Regions from separate parts of the Homo sapiens genome. Here region 1 is linked to region 2. The links are chromatin contacts, found by Hi-C or POLR2A ChIA-PET in ENCODE. All regions are on one chromosome and are shown on one strand. The core of a region is the stretch at or near the end of the contact, and the rest is flanking DNA. Distances in the headings are between cores, read along the strand shown. Region 1 overlaps AP3B1 (adaptor related protein complex 3 subunit beta 1). Region 2 has its middle 89 kb from the start of TBCA.

The links. A loop is a pair of places that touch in the nucleus more often than their neighbours do. ChIA-PET counts read pairs that join two places held with the same protein, here RNA polymerase II (POLR2A). Pooled maps may share reads with other maps.
Region 1: a loop to region 2 is called in a map of dorsolateral prefrontal cortex, with 3 times the contacts of the local background. The contact joins two enhancer-like sites. A Hi-C loop is called at or near these places in 8 of 168 maps with a recorded cell type or tissue (IMR-90, ascending aorta, chondrocyte and 4 more) and 17 of 50 pooled maps. POLR2A ChIA-PET finds 5 or more read pairs at or near these places in 2 of 52 experiments (CD4-positive, alpha-beta T cell and SK-N-SH).

Annotation. Positions count from the first base shown.
Region 1 is chr5:78,286,600-78,289,482 of GRCh38, reverse strand. The region is part of intron 1 of AP3B1 (adaptor related protein complex 3 subunit beta 1); the gene reads left to right. Among named protein-coding and RNA genes, the nearest start is that of AP3B1, 6.7 kb to the left of the region's middle. Within about 2 kb of position 1,447, at least 2 of the 41 ENCODE cell types and tissues checked have a DNase peak (open chromatin) inside an H3K27ac peak, as active enhancers do.
Region 2 is chr5:77,863,593-77,866,544 of GRCh38, reverse strand. No RefSeq gene overlaps it. Among named protein-coding and RNA genes, the nearest start is that of TBCA, 89 kb to the right of the region's middle. Within about 2 kb of position 1,429, at least 3 of the 41 ENCODE cell types and tissues checked have a DNase peak (open chromatin) inside an H3K27ac peak, as active enhancers do.

The DNA.
Region 1 (2,883 bases), core at 198-2,697, 420 kb before region 2:
GGCTTTTCATTTGTTTAGATTCAAAGAGCTAATTTAGATCCAAGCAAAGTACTGCATGCTTTCCTGTAGTCAGTAATACAACCCAGTGTATTTGGATTGCATCAATAAAGCCTGACTTATTTTTTAACTTAAATCTTATTCATTGTCAACTTTACAATATCAAACATGAAAATTCTATTACATTCATTCTTAACCTTTAATATCAGTGATTCTCAGGAGAGTCCAGTAGGAAGATTACATGTGTCTGTGGTTTGTACGCAATTATAGCAACTCTGACTTTATCTCCACTACTTTTTGTATCTTTCTGAAAGGCATATAGAAATGCAGCTGAGTGAGATTCATTTACTTAGAGGGATGTTATTGAATATACTTTCTTAAAAATACAATTTTATTAATAGTAACGCATTATATTTGACCTACCTCAAAGAGTCATTGTGTCTCACTATGGGTTCTAAACTTGTTTGTGTTTAAGTCCATTTTTTATTAATACTTAATTTTATCTAGTGTCTGTACCATATTTTTGGGTGTTTTTTTTTTTCATTTAACATTTTTTCATGGTCTAGTTGTTTAGAGCTTGCTCTACTTTCTTTTTGCTTATCCTAGTATTTCTCATTTAAACTTTATCTCATTGTGTATTTTCAGTTTATGTAGTTGCTCAGTGAATATTTCTTAAATATTTATATAGATAAATCGTTCACACATTCTGCTCATATTAAAGACTGTGATTTGTGTGAAGGTGCCTAGCAAAGTGTTTGGCTCATAATTTTGCTTAATAAAATATTTTCAGATCCTTTTACTCAATTCAGTGATTTAGATTCCATTAACATTTGCTCTCTCATTAGCCAATGTTGTTAAAAAATGAAGCATGACTGATTCCGTGGACCCTATACAGAAGGAAACCCTCATCTGGTATCTCCATTGTATTGTAGTACAGCATCACCCTGAAGCTAATTTTGTGTAGTTCACTTGGGTCTTTGCTGTGGTTAGGATTAACTGACTCGGAATTGTCATGTAGGTATGGAATGAACTTTACAATCAGGATTTTTAGTCTTTATCCCAGTCTTCAAAGGCATCTTTACCTCCCAGTCTTGGATTATTCCATATGTATGGTTCATTCCTCTGTGTTTTCACCATAAAAATGCATAACAATTATAGTGTCTTTATCTTGTTTTTAAGAAACTCAGACTTTATTTGGAGAGATTAGGCTAATGTGAACTAACCGTCAGTAATTCAAGTATACAATTAGTGTTAAATTGTGTAATTCAACTTTTCAGTGTGGCATACCTATTGAAAATTATTTGTTATAAGCCTTTGTTTGTGTAAACAGTGATTTACTGAAGAAAATGGAAATGCTGGAATTTTGAAATGTTAAGGACATTTTAGTTTGAGACGTTGAAGTGTTGGTGCCCTGAGTCATAAGCATGACATGAAGAGGCACGGGCTCCTTCCTCATTGTGAATTCCTTTCTCTTGTGCTCAGGAGTTCAGGGTTGCTGCTATGAAAATATGCTTCAGTCATGATTTTGTCAGCATACTGTTATACATCTGATCATCTTTAGTTATGAAGATTTAAATCTCTTGTGTTCTAATAATTCCAGGTTTGATAACTGATCTGTCTTGTTTATTATGTTTAGCTAATTGAAATTTATGGTCATTAGATCTGGTACTAGAGCTGTTAACATATTTGCTTGCTACATATGTAAACTGGATCCTACTTTTTTTTTTTTTTTTTTACAAGGGGTACATTAAGTTATTAGGAAATTTTAGTATTTTATTGATTTTTCACTAAATTTCAGCATTTGTTCCAAGGTGACTAAAAATAAAAGAAGAAACTGTATACTAGCATCTGCAGTGCATTCCTAGCAGCTGAACTAGTTGTTTTTGTCTTCATAAAAATAAGATCGTAAGTTTTACAAAGGGCCAACTATTCAAATTAAGGATTGTCATTTCAGTGGTGCAGTAGGGTTCCATTTATGATTTAATTCTTGAAATATATTTCAAATTAAATAAGATTTTACTACATTGAATAGAAATTTGATGAAATACTGCCTGTAAACAGAGTCTTACTTTCCAACAGATTATAAAACCTTTTATCTTATTTTGCTTTGCTTGCATATCTCCTTGAAGGAGAGTTGGTTCTGACTTCTACATTTTGTCTTAATAAATATTCAAGAAAATATTCTTTCTTGACAGTAGGATATGTTATTTTTAAAATCACTGATCTGGTAAAATTTGAGGAGAAAAATCTGAAAATTAAATTTCAAGCCTTACCATTAAATCATAAGATGTGAGATTTTATGTTATTTAAAAAAAATTTAGTATTTGGAGCAACATTACCAGAGCTGAATGATTAAAGCACATGAAAAAGGCAGACAGATGGTTGGTTGAAATGTTCTTTTTTGCTGCATGAAAAGTTATAAATGCTCATAGAATGACAAATGTATTACAGTGAAATAATTTGACAGTATTTCACTTGTGTATATAAATGAACTACTGACAAAAACAAATTGCCTGCAGTCCAAATTCAAAATTTAAAATGAAGAGCTTAAAGTAGAATAATCAAGAAGGAAATGATTTTCCTCTATTTCATATTATTATGAATAACGTTGGTTCGTGTATTTAGAGAAGGCTTATTTAGCCTATCAGCTGGAAAGACTTAATAGATCTACAAAAGTGAACAGTTTATAGCCAATATCTGTTTATTGATGGACTGATTATTTATATTGCTGATAGGAACCAGCCTAATTAGAAGTCCACTGTCTTTAATTCAGCTGAGTGAGTTGGCATGGTAGCTGGACAAATGAGAGAAGAATGAATAAGGCCCTGTCTCAGTTTGTTTTATGCTGCTATAACAAAAAACCTGAGACTGGGTAATTTCTAAAGA
Region 2 (2,952 bases), core at 180-2,679:
GGGCCACCTTTTTTGGAACTCCAGGGGGTTCCACTGCTGTCCACGTGAATGGTGCCCCTGAGGCTCACAGTGCCCAACCTGCATGGCCACATGCAGCCACCCTGGCTCCACTCCTTTGGGGCTGAGTGGGAGGCAAGAGGAAGACAGGGAGCTGATGCCCACCCAGTGGCTACCACATGCTGGGCACTCTGCCAGCTGCTGGCATCCACATCCATGCCCTTGCTTAGTCCTCAGGCCCGCCCATATCCACCCTGCCTCCCTCCCACCCGCCCCACTCCTGCTCCGTCTCCTGCTGTAGGAGCTAAGGGGAGCAGGAAAGGCAAGACACCTCCGAGGGGTCCAAGACCAGGTGCATGAGGATGGGCACACACTTACATTCCCACAACCCCCAGGACTGCCCACCACCCTTCTCGCTGTTCATTTCCCATTTCACAACTCTAGAAAGTAGTTAGAAGTTCTAGATACTATTCAAGTCAAAGTTTTGTTATTATTATTATGATTATCATTAAACAATACAACGAAAACATCATTTGCAACAGAGCTTTGTTGGGGGTGGGAAACACCTAGCAGGACACTTCTAGCACCCCTCGCACTGCCCCAGCACCCCACATGCCCCCGCTCTTCTTCACTGGAAAATGAGGACAAGGGAGCAGAGTGGACAAACGGAGGCTGGAAAGGCACCTGTAGTAGCGCAGGGGCTGGTCTGTGGCTGCTGCTTGTCTGAAGTGGGGAATCGTACCCCTTCCTCCTCGCACAGGCTGTTGAGTTCCTAGAAGGAGACGAAGGAAAAGCCCTAGAAGGTTTGTGTTTGCATGTGCTAGAAAGGGAGAGAAGAACCACAGAAGAACCCAGAGGCTCCTGCCCCATCCCGGGCCCTGGCGTACTGCAAGGTACCCACACATTCCATGGGGACAGGAGGGCTGGGGTCTGCTGCTTCCCTTCGGGTGGGGGATGTTGAATGGCCTGGAGCCTAAAGTTAACGCATGCCTGACCAGCTCTTTAGGCTCTTTAGAGGAAGGACTCCGCCTGTGACACGTGCCCTTATAATGTGCCCAAGGCCCCTGAAAGCCCACTTGGAGCCCACGTGGCTGTGGCTTTCCAACCCACCTGCCCTCAGGGGGAGAGCTTCCTGGAGCAACATTTACCTCAGCCACCTCTAAGCTACCAGAGCCCCTGTCCACGAATTGCCTCCACCCTTCCAACAGCAAATCAGTACCTTTGCTGCTTCTGACAAAGGACCGCTCCCAACTGCCACATCGGAGCCTCTGTTTCCTCATCCAGATGTCGACACTAGCAAGTGTTCTTTCAGAAGGAGGATGACAGGACACTTTAGGAGCCACAGCAACCACACACAGGGAACGAGCGACTGCCGGGGCAGCTGATCAAGCAGGAAGTCCCACTTATTTGTCCTTCAGGCCCCACACCCTTGCAATGACCTGTGTAGGCTGCTCCTCCACTGGAGGCTGGCCCAGCCCCACAGACTAAGCAGGGAACACAGTTTGCAACCTAAACGGGGTGGGGAAGCCAAAAGTCCAGTTAGCAGATCCCATGGGGTGGCCAGGGAGGGTCACGGAATGGGCATTTAGGCTCACAGGACTGGGGTTCTAATCCTGACCCTGTCACCTTCTTGTGTCTTTGGAAAAATCTCCGAACTGGAGTTTCTCATTCTCAAATTGGGGGACTTGATGAGATGATGTCTAAGGCATTCCTCTTCCTTAACATTCTGGAATCCTAAGAGAGCAGAAGGTATGAGGCACCCCCTGTCCTCTCAAGCTCCAGCAATCCATGGAAAACTCTGCAGCGACAAAGAGCTCTCTTCTAACAAGATTTCTGGAATAATGGACTCCTTTAACAAGACTAATGTAATCAGCAAAGTATTCATGAATCCGAAATAATGTATTAAATTTCATGTGGCCTTTTAAAATTAAGAGGGAGAGCCGAACAAAATGTACAGTGGACATTATGAACTTAAAAGCCTTGAGAAATCACTCCATTACATTTAGTAAATATGTGTCAAACCCCTGCTTCATGCCAAGCACAGTGCTAGGCTCCAGGAGCCCAGGATGAATAAGACAGCCCCTACCCTGCAAAGAAATCAAGGTATGGCGTGGGCAGACCAACATGTCAAAAATGTCATTTCAAAATGCTTTAGTAAAGACGGTGACAGAGATGTGCCCAGGATGTTCTGGGGCTCAGCCCAGCCTGGGGAAAGTTCTAAAAATGTTCTTATAGAAAGTAATGTCTGAACTGACTTTGAAAGACGTACTTCAGGCCTTTTTGCTGAACCCAAAGCTCTACAAAGCTTTCCTACTTCAGCACAATATCTACCTGCACTATTGAGGTTAGGTCAAGTTATTGTTGAGGCTCTTTTATCTTTCCCCACTGGCCAGCAACCCATGAGGACTACTGAGAGCAGGAGAGGAGAGTCAAACGTTCTTAGCCAATTCCTTTCCAATTATTCTACACATTGGCATAGGTTTGGGTTAGATTAGCATCTTCAGGCTCAAATTTTAAGTATCCTGAAGTATATTCCACCGACAGAAAAGCTGACTTAAGATCACGGATTAGGATCAATTATGATTCTCCATCCCTGAACTAGACTAGCCTTTCACCAAAGTGCTCAGTAACTTCCTTAAAGCTCACTTATAGCAGGTAGGGATGGAAGGAAGAAGAGAAATGCCGACACAACTCTAGGCAGGTTAGAAAGCTTGAGATCTTCACTGAATTATATTAAATGTCTTAAGTCTACACTTGGTGTGCTCCCCTTGAAGTGGCTTAAATTTATCGAGTTTCTAGATTAAATTAGACTTTCTTTTTAGAAACAAAACAAAAACCTTAGGAAAATATCACTGTAGAGCTACTACATACAGATATTCTGCAGATACCATTATTTTTCATGTTTTAGAAAATAGGAGATATATAAATGTCACTGGGGTTGTGAAAAGAAGATCT